2 separate regions of the Homo sapiens genome follow, and region 1 is linked to region 2. The links are chromatin contacts, found by Hi-C or POLR2A ChIA-PET in ENCODE. All regions are on one chromosome and are shown on one strand. The core of a region is the stretch at or near the end of the contact, and the rest is flanking DNA. Distances in the headings are between cores, read along the strand shown.

Evidence for each region. A loop is a pair of places that touch in the nucleus more often than their neighbours do. ChIA-PET counts read pairs that join two places held with the same protein, here RNA polymerase II (POLR2A). Pooled maps may share reads with other maps.
Region 1: a loop to region 2 is called in a map of OCI-LY7, with 2.5 times the contacts of the local background. The contact joins two enhancer-like sites. A Hi-C loop is called at or near these places in 4 of 168 maps with a recorded cell type or tissue (OCI-LY7, PC-9 and dorsolateral prefrontal cortex), 4 of 37 single-sample maps with no recorded cell type and 14 of 50 pooled maps. POLR2A ChIA-PET finds 5 or more read pairs at or near these places in 7 of 52 experiments (A549, H1, HEK293 and 4 more).

The regions. Positions count from the first base shown.
Region 1 is chr18:3,278,041-3,283,966 of GRCh38, reverse strand. MYL12B (myosin light chain 12B) reads right to left here. Exons shown (of 4, transcript NM_033546.4): 4 at 5,506-5,926. Among named protein-coding and RNA genes, the nearest start is that of MYL12-AS1, 19 kb to the right of the region's middle. Within about 2 kb of position 2,331, at least 4 of the 41 ENCODE cell types and tissues checked have a DNase peak (open chromatin) inside an H3K27ac peak, as active enhancers do; they include OCI-LY7, where a contact is called at or near this core.
Region 2 is chr18:3,397,508-3,403,851 of GRCh38, reverse strand. No RefSeq gene overlaps it. Among named protein-coding and RNA genes, the nearest start is that of TGIF1, 49 kb to the left of the region's middle. Within about 2 kb of position 2,676, at least 3 of the 41 ENCODE cell types and tissues checked have a DNase peak (open chromatin) inside an H3K27ac peak, as active enhancers do; they include OCI-LY7, where a contact is called at or near this core.

The DNA of each region.
Region 1 (5,926 bases), core at 1,082-3,581, 120 kb after region 2:
GGGTGTTCTATGACGAGGTTGGGGTTTTGTCTTTTAACAGGGAAAGAAATAGCCAGACTCACAAACAAGGGAGGGGCAAGGTTATATAAATGTGATATTGTTCAAGGAGTGTGCTGTGAAGATCCCCTAGCTACCTTAGACTGGGAACTAAGACCAGATTTGGAGCAAGGAGAGAGGCCCACCCCAGAGAGACACAAGCCTTTTTTGCTTGGGAAGAGTTTCTCAGCACCACTGATTAAAATTTGCCGTTATGAATGGCAAATGTTCTAGGGTTGCTGAGTTTATTCCCATGAATGCGGGCCTTGTTTCCTGCTCGCTTCTCTGTTTACAGATCCTTGTCTTTTCCTGTTGACATCCTTGGTGTTTTCATACCCACGGGGAAGAGGAGAAGAGCAGCGCAGAACTCAAGGGCAATTCCAAAACAAAAGGAAAAGCTCTGGAGTTGGGTGGGGCAGACAGATCCCACTGCCTGATAAACGGGGTGAGACCACAGTGGCTAAGAAGAAGCCTGGATTAAGAGGCTAGATCTGGAGGCTTTGGGGCCTTAGTCTTCCGATCTGAGAAGTGGGAGCATATCTCTCAAGATGCCTTTCAGCAAGTGGTCCCTGCTCCCAAATGTTTATCATCTGGCAGCGATGAAACGCAGGTCATCTACTGAATTTCGTTAGCTTGTCTGTAAAATAATCAGGAAATCCTGGATATTTTCAATATAAAACTCTTCAAATTGAGGTTTTTCTATTTCGTGCTTGCTTGAGTTCTCAGCTATGCGATTGGCTGGTATGAAGGCGATCAGCGGTAGCACTGAGAGAACAAACATCACTGTCAGGGCAAGCATTTCTCAAAGCTCTCTTTGACCTCTTCAGTGAGCAGTTAGACACCCGTCGCAGCTCCTGAACAGCTGTTTGGCACCCTGGTAACAGATAAGAACTCACATTCGTTACGTGCTTCCAAAGTGCTGGGCATTAAAACACTCCCAGAGAGTAGGGTCCTAGTTTCGCTATCACCCTCGGCTCTCAGATGTAATGTACACTTCAGTAAGTAAGAACTGAATAAATAGATTGAATAAAAGATTACTTGAGAAAAAGTACAGTAAGCACAACCTCCCAAATGAGCCAACCTCAATTTACACTCGGATTATTAAAAAATGCGAGTAGACGAAGGTCCTCAGATTGGTTTTCGCTGTGCTAGTTACCAGTGTCCACGAGGAAATATGAATCATCATCAAGTTCATTAAGAATGACTGTCTGAAAGGAAGCCTGTGTCCTGGCAATACAATCAACTGCAGTTAAGTGCGGCTGGTAAAAGATTAGGCTGGTCTCCTGTGAGACGTGTTAGAACAGTGTTTTATATTTAAACACCCCCATTCATACGCATCTCACAAAATACTTTTCGTACCTTTTGAGACCAGCCTGGCCAACATGGCAAAACCCTGTCTCTACTAAAAATACAAAAATTAGCTGGGCGTGGTGGCAGGCGCCTGTAGTCCCAGCTACTTGGGAGGCTGAGGCGGGAGAATCTCTTGAACCTGGGAGGTGGAGGTTGCAGTGAGCCGAGATCACGCCATTGCACTCCAGCCTGGGTGACAGAGCAAGACTCCATCTCAAAGAAAAAAAAAATAGAAGCTGTCTCATAGTCATTTGTGCTAGACCTGTTTTTCATCAGCTTAGGTGCCTTATTAGAGTATATTATCTAGAACTATAATAGATACAGTTCTCAACATTCCTGAGGTGGTAATAATAGCATTCCTATATAAAGCATAATTTTACAGAGTATTTTCATACATAACCACTAGCTCTGTGCTTTAGCCTTCTCATCTCTAAAATTGAAGTGATGGTAACAAGAACGACTTGTTCAAGTCAGTAAGTGGAGGAAGTCTGGTCTTTTCAGTGCAAAGCCTATGATCTCATGTTCAACAAAGGTCATTATTTCGGTGTAAAAGCCACTGGAGCCAAGCTGAGATTCTGGCACTTTCCAAGCACTCAATAAATACTTGTAAATTAATGAAGGAAGGAGGAAGGAAGGAAGGAAGGAAGGAAGGAAGGAAGGAAGGAAGGAAAAAAGAGGGGAGGGGAAGGGGAAGGAAAAGGCAAAAGGGGTGGAGAAGGGGAAGGGAATTTGCCATTGATATTTGTAAAAAGGAGTCCTAGAGATTATTCCCTACATTTGGGGCTCATGAAATAGTATGAATTTAATTGTAAGACTTTTCATCAATTATTTAAGAAACAACTTTGAGAAAGTCACAGCATTACTGACAATAATGCTGTCTAGATACTCATGATTTGGCTGCTTTATCTCAAATTCATTAGGGAATGGGTTAAGACAGTACTATATTAAGAACAATAGTGCCACCTAGTGACACTTCTAGTTATTGTCTCTAAAATTGCCTATGACAACCATTCTAAAAAAAAAAGATCCACTTAAGAGACTGTGTGATATGTGCAATCCATCATCTTCATCATTTTTCTATACAAGAAACCTTTTCTTGAAATTTTAGTATGTGATAAATCTTTACATCCTCATTCAGATTTCCCAGATGATGTTTCTAAGGGATCTTTTTATACCCGATTTTTCAGTAGTTTATGTTTCTATTTCAAAAACTGTGTTTCTTATAATTTAAGAAATATAAATTTATTTTATATTTCTGTTTCTTATATTTTAACACATATCAATTTTGAGATGCAAATCAGTATAATTGCTGCTCGTAGGATAGACAGTATTAAATATATACATTGTGAGACATTCTGATCAGGCTACAGGTACTAATTATGTAATTAGGAAATTATAGGTTTAATGAGAAGCACCCATCTCGGTCAAAAAGGTTAGAAGCTCGACATTTCTCTAGCTTCTTTAGTTATACAAAGTTGAGCAGGTCAGGTAACTTCAGTAATCTCATCTGTGAAATGGGATGACAATTCCTACTTTATCCACTTCCTAGCGTTCTGAGGATCAAGCACAATTCACAAACGCTTGTAAAACTGGCTCATGACCATAAGAAACTATCGACGGTGTTTCCATAATCACTTTCTTGGGAGGAGCACAACTGCCTGCGCTCAGGTGACTGCCCCACTGCTTATTCCCTGTGTAACTTTGGGAAGTTACTTCCTTGCCCCCTGACATTTCATTTGTAGAACAGGGATAACAATACCTACCTCAGGCCGGCCGCGGTGGCTCATGCCTGTAATCCCAGCACTTTGGGAGGCTGAGGCGGGCGGATCACTTGAGGCCAGGAGTTTGAGTCCAGCTTGGCCAACATAGTGAAACCCCATCTCTACTAAAAATACGAAAATTAGCCAGGTGTGGTGGTGCACACCTGTAATTCCAACTACTTGGGAGGCCGAGGCACGAGAATCGCTTGATTGAACCTGCAAGTGGAGGTTGCAGTGAGCCAAGACTGTGCCACTGTACTTCAGCCTGAGTGACTCTGTCTCAAAAAAAAAAAACAAAAAAAACCCAAAAAGACCTACCTCAAAGGGCAGTTGTGTAACGTGCTTCGTACATAGTGAATACTCAGTGCATTTTCACTATGTGACCACACACACACACTCACTGCAGTGGCCACAGAATCAACCATCAACTTAGGAGATTGTCACTATGTGGTTCTCAAAAGGAGATATTAAGTAGACAAAGTTTTCATCGTCATCATTAATAATATTTACTGGACACCAAAAAGAAACAAAGTCTTGGCCCAGGTGTCTTCCACTACTGGATTCCACAACACTCTTCACAAATAATACAGATGAAACAGAACAGTGTGTCAGGTAAACGTAAGGCAGTCGAGAAACAACTAAGTTTTTTTGTTTTTAATCTTCAAAACTTTTCTCTCAATTTTTCAAATCTGGCTTTAAGCAGATCAATAAAATAAGCACAGTTACGATTATGCCAGAGATGGAAACAAGGCTGAGCTGGAGGGGAGGAAACAGATAGGACCCGGAGAGGCGTTTTATAGCTATCTCCCCTGGACCTGAGTCCATGCTGCCCCCTCTTGCCTGGACGACGGCAACAGCCTCCATACCGGCCTTCTTGCTTCTCTTCGTGCCCCTCCATTCAAGACACAGCACCAACACTGATTTTAAAAATATAAATCACCTTTCTTCCCTGCATTTCACATTAGGACTCTGCTCCAAATACCCTCCCTGGACCCGTATCATCCATGTGCTCTCCCGATGCTCCTACCACACGACAGCCTCGCCCTGATCCTCACATGGGTCCGGACCTCCTTCCTGTCATTCAGATCTCAGCTTACCACCCAGAGGCCTTTCCTGACCACCCTGTCATGCATGCCCAGTTCTCTGCACAGCACTTAACCTGAAATTGCACATGGATTGTCTGCCAGCAGAGAATGCAGTCCCACGAGGGCAGCATCCTTGTCTGTCCCACCCCCCAGTTATCCCCAACCCTTACAACAGTGTAGGGTACATAACAGGTGGTTGACAATGGTTCAATAATCATCAAGATTATCCCACCGTATTTTTCTGTTTCCTGTGAAACACACAATTCTCCACCTGGTTTTGTGACACATTGTGGTGAGTTTAAGCTTCTAAGTGGAAAAAAGAGCCAGATGTAGATTCTTATATTTGTTAGATCTTGGGCAGGAGCTTCAGTCTAAACTTCAGGTCTATTAATAAAAAGTAGAACTGATACCTCAGAGACTAAGAGGATTGGGTGATAAATGTGACAGTTCATATGAGCTGCTCCCTCATTCTAATGATAAAAGGAAGCCCAGGCAAATTGTTAGCAAGTGAATACAGACCAGCCTACTGCCCCAAGTTGTAAAGCACCAATATTAAACAACATATAAATGCTTTGGTGTTAAGCAGACAAAATACCATCACAATACTTTTAAGAGGGGAAATCGGTATTGAACAACGTTGGGTAATTTTTTAAAACGGATTTTTTCCTTTTTTAGATTGTTCTCTTTATTCTCGTATTGCTTGGCCTTGAGGATTCTGAGCTCACAGCAACCTTGTCTTTCGGCTCTTTTCTAGTCTATATATTACATGAAGTGCCTTCAAACACACAATAGTATTGTTTATTTTAACCTGGAATAGAATTTTCTGAAATTCTGTTCCAATCATCAATTACCCCAAGATTATTTTAAATTTCAATAATGACCACAGAATTGTATCATAATAGAACAGAAATGTCTTGACTCTTTTAGACATTTGGGGCTTTTCAGAGACAGTATCGTGGTTCCAGCACTGTGAGCTCTGAAGTTAGGTGCCCTAGGTTGGAATTCCAACTCATGTCCTAATAGTTACCCTAATCAACTGCTCAAGTATGCTAGGTCCTCCCACTTGAAATACAGGGCTAATAAAAATCCCACAAGGTTGTTGGGAAGATTCAAGAAAAATTGTGTAGGCACAACGCTCCACATATAGTAAATGTACAATAACTAATCTTCGGAATTTTGCCTCTTCTCAGAATCTTAGATGAACGCAATGTTTAATGTTTTCCCAGATACATTCTATATTTATCATTTAATAAACATCTGACTAGAAGCGTGAAAAACAATGGCATAACTAGTTTTTACTGCATAATAATGTTAAAGGGTACTTAAAAGTTCTGAAGAACACTGTCCCATATATGTGAAAAATCAATTTTACCATAAAACCTGAATCATATGAAGTTGAAAACCTGAAAAAAGGACTACCCCCACCTATCAATCATTTGTTTAACTTGCCATTACATTGCATTTGAGTCAGCATAATCTTTATTTCAAAATAACATTTTTATTATATAAAAATGTAAAAATCCAGCAAAACCAGAAATACGAATATATTTTTCTGGGCTTTCACATTTGTTGATTTTTATTCGCGATCTTTTTCAATACAATTTACACCCTCATCCCCATTTCCAGTCTGATTATACAAGTGCTAAGTGGCAGAAAGGTCTGGAATAAATACATCAAAAAGAAGAGGCAAAGCTG
Region 2 (6,344 bases), core at 1,427-3,926:
TGAGCTCATATATACAGGTTGTAAATTAGTATTTTTTGAGAAACTATGTGTCCCATAACTTTCATATATTCACCAATCACCAATTGATGCCTTCAACAATCTTTTTTTTTTTTTTTTTTTTTTTTGAGATGGAGTCTTGCTATGTTGCTCAGGTTGGTCTCTAACTCATGGGCTCAAATTATCCTCCTGCCTCAGCCTCCTGAATAGCTGGGATTACAGGCATGCACCACCATGCCTGTATCTTATGAAGATCTTATTTCTATCATGTTGCTGAGGAAATCGGCTACCCTAATTACCCTGTGTAAAGTCACATAGGAAAGAATTGACTGGGTTGGGGTTAATTTCCATTTCTGCTGGACCCCAAAGCCTATGCCCTTTGTACTATGTCATAGACACAAAGACAGGTGGGTACATCTGTTCCCATCTGTTTTTATTCCCCAGGGTTGTGATAGCAAAATATCACAGCTGGGTGGCTTCAGAACACAGGAATTTATCATCTCATACTTCTGGAGGCTGGAAGTCTGAAATTAATGCGTTGGTAGGGCCATGCTCTCTCAAAAGCTCTAGGGAGAATCTGTGCATGCCTTTCTCTTAGTTTCTGGTGTCACAAGCAGTGCTTGGCTTGTAGCTGCATAACTCTAATCACTACCTCTGTGGTCACATGGTCACATGACATTCTTCCTGTGTGTGTCTGTCTTCACATGGTTATCATCCTGTACCAATCATAGTGGATTAGGAGGCCTCCCCATTCCAGTATGATCTCATGTTAACTAATTAGATCTTCAATGATCCTATTTCCAAATAAGGTCACATTCTGAGGTTCTGGAGATTAGGATTTCAACATATGTTTTTTGAGGGGACCCAGTTCAACCACCACACCATCTTAATTGGGTTTCCTTGTCTAAAAGGACTCGATTTCAATCACTTACTGATGAATAAATGTATGATTAGCTAAAAATTCTCAAAATTAACTCATATAAATACCTACACAATTTCCTAAAAGGAGAGTAAAATTCCTTTTGAAGGAAACCTGATGTTTTCATCTTGAATCTGTATTGGAATCATGTCATTGAAATATTTCACACTAGTGGATGGTTTTTATTTTGAGTTAAAATATTGCAAAGATTAAAATGTACCCAGGAGTTACTGTCATCACATTAGAAGTAACAGAATCACATTCATTCCTAAAAAGCATAGTCTCACAGACAAGTAGTTTTAGAGTATTAAAACAATGCATCATGATAAAAACTAGATCTTTTTAGAATGTAAAGATTTCTTTGGAGTACTTCACTCTTTGTAGAATCTGAAGAAAAACAATAACTAAAATCAGTGTGGAGTTCACCTCAGTGCTGAGTTTAATTATTGTCTTGCAAATATTTACAATACTATTGTTTTATTGCAGATGGCTCTTCCAGAAATGTCAAACTGCCCATTATGACTGGATGTACCTACTGTATACTAATATTTTCTTTCTGTTAATAGATAGCAGTTATTTCAAATATACAAACAGGATTATTTCATGTATGTAAATAATTACAGACTGTTTTTTGTTACTCAGATATCTACTGTATTCCTTATAAAAATGAATGTCAATAGAACCTGAATTCCCCGGGTCGAAACAGTGATCTCTCTGGGCTATAGCACAGGGCCCCTCTCAGATGTCTAAAACCATTAGGAGTGACAAAGCTGTACTTTCAAAAAGGCACATATTTACATATGGCTTGAATAAATAATTTTCCCTCTAGTTGCAGTTCTGTTACTTGTATGGTTTCATTTCCCTTCACTTACTATCAATCACTGTCCCCCATCACCCACAAAGACAGTCTGAGTATAAGGTAATATCATTTTCTGGTTATATACATTTCTCTTCTAAGATTCAGGATATATGGTAGTTCATGTATTTAACAAAAGTAACCTGAATGTTCCCCGGGTCCTCCAGCTTTCAACATGCTTGTGGGCATATGTATGAACTTGGGTGTGTGTATGTGGCCAAGGGAACACGTCTATTTAAAGCCTATACAAAGCAGCTGAAACTCCCACCCTACTTGTCTGCAGCAAGTCCAATTTCCTCCACAGCCGTTTCTGAGTCTCCTTCAAGGTAGGTGAGGGTTGCTTCTCTTTTTGACATTTTCTTTTTTTTTTTTTCTTTTTGAGACAGAGTCTCATTCTGTTGCCCAGGCTGGAGTGCAGTAGCATGATCTCAGCTCAGTGCAACCTCCACCTTCCAGGTTCAAGTGATTCTCCTGCCTCAGCCTCCAGAGTAGCTGGGATTACAGGCACCCACCAACACGCCTGGCAAATTTTTGTCTTTTTAGTAGAGATGGGGTTTTGCCATGTTGGCCAGGCTGGTCTTGAACTCCTGATCTCAGGTGATCCACCTGCCTTGGCCTCCCAAGATGCTGGGATTACAGGCGTGAGTCACCATGCCTGGCCATCCTCTTCACACTTTCATTCTGGTTATCTTGTCTCAGATCTTATACTCCCCACACCTCAAGGCTTCTCTGCCATTCACCTCTGGCTGTTTCATAACTATTTTTCAGCCTGCTACCCTTCTCCGTCACCTCTTCCCCTCCTACACTAGGTGCAGAGCCCTGGGCCTTATTTTTCAAAGGATGGAAGGCAAGGCTGCCATGTTTAAGACTTTACATGGGTAGAGATGGACACAAAGGAACTGTTCTGCAGAAAAGGGAACCTTAAATCTGGATATCTATTATCACTGCTAGTGCCACCCGTTGGCCACACTCCTTCAGTTGAAATCCCCTTGGGCCATCTGTTTTCCATCCTCAGCCTACCACTTTGTTGTTCAGGCTCAGTTCCTCCTTTTCATCTCCCTCACTTCTACTACTTTCAGGTATAAGAAGCAAAAATCTTGTAGAAATTATAAAGAAAATCTCTGCTCAAGACAAAGACACTCCCTGCCTTAGTCCATTTTTTGTTGCTTTAACTGAATACCTAAGACTGGTAATTTATAAAGAAAAGAAACTTATTTCTTATAGTTCTAGAGGCTGGAAAGTCCAAGAGCATTGCACCAGCCTCTGATTAAGGGCCTTCTTGCTACATGATAACATGAAAGAGAGCATCACATGGTGAGAGGGCAAGAGGGTGAGTGTCACCTGAGGCTTCTCTTCCTCTTCTCATGTAGCCACCAGTCCTGTTGTGGGTCCCCCACCCTGATGACCTCCTCTAATCCTAATTGCCTCTGAAAGGACTCATCTCCAATCAGCATTTGAATTGGGGGATTAAATTTCCAACATGTGAAGTTTGAGGGGCACATTCAAACCACAACATTCTGTACCTTTACATTATTGAAAGTTATATTAATGACAGCATTATATTATTAAACAACACCTACCATCTCAGTCTGAAATATGTGCATTCAGATTATTCAACCGCTAGCTATCCTTAAGAAAGATGAACTGAAAGGGCTCAGAAAAGTTCCCTTCTAGAACAAAATAAAAATATCTTCCAAGCTTCTACTTCAGAATACAGGCACCACTCCAGTTTTAAACTAGCACTTTAAAATTCTTTCTGCTACTGAAATTTTTTTTTTTTTGAGACAGAGTTTCACTCTTGTCACCCAGACTGCAGTGCAATGGTGTGATCTCAACTCACTGCAACCTCAGCCTCCCAGGTTCAAGCGATTCTCCTGCCTCAGCCTCCCGAGTAGCTGGGGATTACAGGCACCCACCATCATGCCTGGCTAATTTTTCTATTTTTAGTAGAGACGGGGTTTCACCGTGTTGGCCAGGCTGATCTCAAACTTCTGACATCAGTTGATACACCTGCCTCAGCCTCCCAAAGTGCTGGGATTACAGGCGTGAGCCACTGTGCCCAGTCTCTGTTACTGAAATCTTTCAACAATATCTATTTAAGATCTCTTATGGATTCTGTATTACCATATTAGTGACATGAGAGATCCCAAAGAATAGGGACTTTTTCTGGCCTCCAGAGGTTCCATGACATAAGACCACTCATTGAATTTGGATTCTAGTGCTGGCTGTGTTACGTGTTGGCTAAGTGACCTTTGACAAGTCACCTAAGCTCTCAGAACTTTAGTTATCTCACCTGTAGAAGGAGGAGAATAATACCAGCCTCAAAGTGCTTTTGGGGTTTTGTAAGAAATAAGTGAGAACAATTGTTAAAAAAAAGTAAGGACTTACACAACTGTGTGCAAATATACACTGTTACAAGAACTAAATCTTGGTTTATTCTAAGAAGTTCTTGTGATGAGCAGACATCGTGAAAAGTATTTTTTATGGATTCCAGGATGTTTCTTGAAGCTGATTAGAAGCTGGAAAGAAGAAAGGGGGACTTTTTGAAGGCAGAGTCACTCATAATATCTCTGCCCAGTTCCCCAAAGTTATGTCAGACTCCTGAGCAGATTGGGGTACTATAATTGTATTAGTCAGGATTCTCCAGAGAAACAGAACCAATAGGAGGTAGATGCAGATAAAGATGCAGCTATAGATATAGATAGGATACAGAGATTTATTATAAGAAATTGGCTCACATGATTAGGAAGCTGAGAAGTCCCAAGGTCTTGCCATCTGTAAGCTGGAGACCCAGGAAAGTCCAGTCTTAGTCTGAAGGCCTGAGATCCAGGGAAGCCCACGTTGTAAATCCCAGTCCAAGGGCAGGAGAAGACCTCCCCTAACTCAAGTAGCCAGGCTGGAAGCAAAAGGGGGCAAATTCTTCCTTCCTCCACCTTTTGTTCTTTTCAGGCTGGAAATGAATTGGATGGTGCCAACCCACATTGGAGAGAGTAATCTACTTTACCAAGTCCACTGATCCCGATGTTGATCTCAGACAGAAACACCCTCACAGGCACACCCAGAACAATATTTATTTATTTATGTTTTATTTTTTTTTTGAGATGGAATTTTGTTCTTGTTGTCCATGCTGCAGTGCAATGTGCGATCTCAGCTCACCACAACCTCCGCCTCCTGGGTTCAAGCGATTCTCCTGCCTCACTCAGCCTCCCAAGTAGCTGGGATTACAGGCACCCACAACCATGCCTGGCTAATTTTTGTGTTTTGTAGAGACAGAGTTTCACCATGTTGGCCAGGCTGGTCTCGAACTCCTGACCTCAGGGGACCTGCCCAACTGGGCCTCCTAAAGTGCTAGGATTACAGGTGTGAGGCACCATGCCCAGCCCCCCCAGAACAATATTTAATCTGAGCACCCCTGGCACAATTAAGTAACTTTAAGACATGTGAAATTAACTATCACAATAATAAACTAAAAGGGGAGGCCAAATAGCAAGCTTTCAAATGTGTGCATTGTATGAAAACTGGAGCTCCAACTGGGCGCGGTGGCTTACGCCCGCGATCCCAGCACTTTGGGAGGCCGAGGTGGGTGGATCACTTTGAGGCCAGGAGTTCAGGATCAGCCTGGGTAACACAGTGAAATCCGTCTCTACTAAAAATAGAAAAAACTAGCTGGGCATGGTGGCACACACATGTAATCCCAGCTACTCAGGAGGCTGAAGCATGAGAATTGCTTGAACCCAGGAGCTGGAGGCTGCAGTATGCTAAGATCTCACCAGTGCAGTCCAGCCTGGGTGACAGAGCAAGACCCTGTCTAAGAAAAAAAAAATTATATATATATATATATATGAAAGAAAGAAAACTGGAGCTCCAGCCTCCTGGGTAACAGCTGGGTTCCTCGATTAAAAATCTTGTCCTGACAATAGCAGCAAGACCTTGGCTAAGCTACTTAAACTTTATTTATCTCAGTCTCATAATTTGTCAAATGTGCATCCAATCACACCTGTTTCATAGTGTTTCTGTGAGGAGTCAATAAGCTAATACATCTAAGGCTTTGGGAGGGTGCATGACAATGGCATAATGCAACAAATGTTAGCCGCTATTTTATCCGAACAGCTTGAAGGTAGAGCTTATCCCAGACTGGGGGAGACTTTTCCCTTCCCCTTAAGCTCAGAATGCTTGACTTAAACCTTTGAATTTGATCATTGGACCTTATGCTTCTGCCAGCAAATGGTGGGAATTAATCCCCACAATTATTCCCTTCTCACTACCTTGCTATTTCTTTAAATGCAAGCACTCATATATTTATTGATTACTATTGCACTTGTATAAACATCTTAGTTTTTATTCACTCTGTCCTCACAGTTTGTTTTCCCGACTCTCTGCTATCATTGTGGTTCTGTCTGCAACAATACTCGACTTGTGTCTTCACTAGAGAGGGCCAGAGAAAGAAATAGAATTGTCTTACAGACAATGCTTTCATTGAACATCCTCAAACACTGTGTGTGTGCCTGTTTCTGTTGCTTTGTTGACTCATGTCCAGCTTGTGGCCCTGCCTTCTTTCCTAGACTTTCTTCC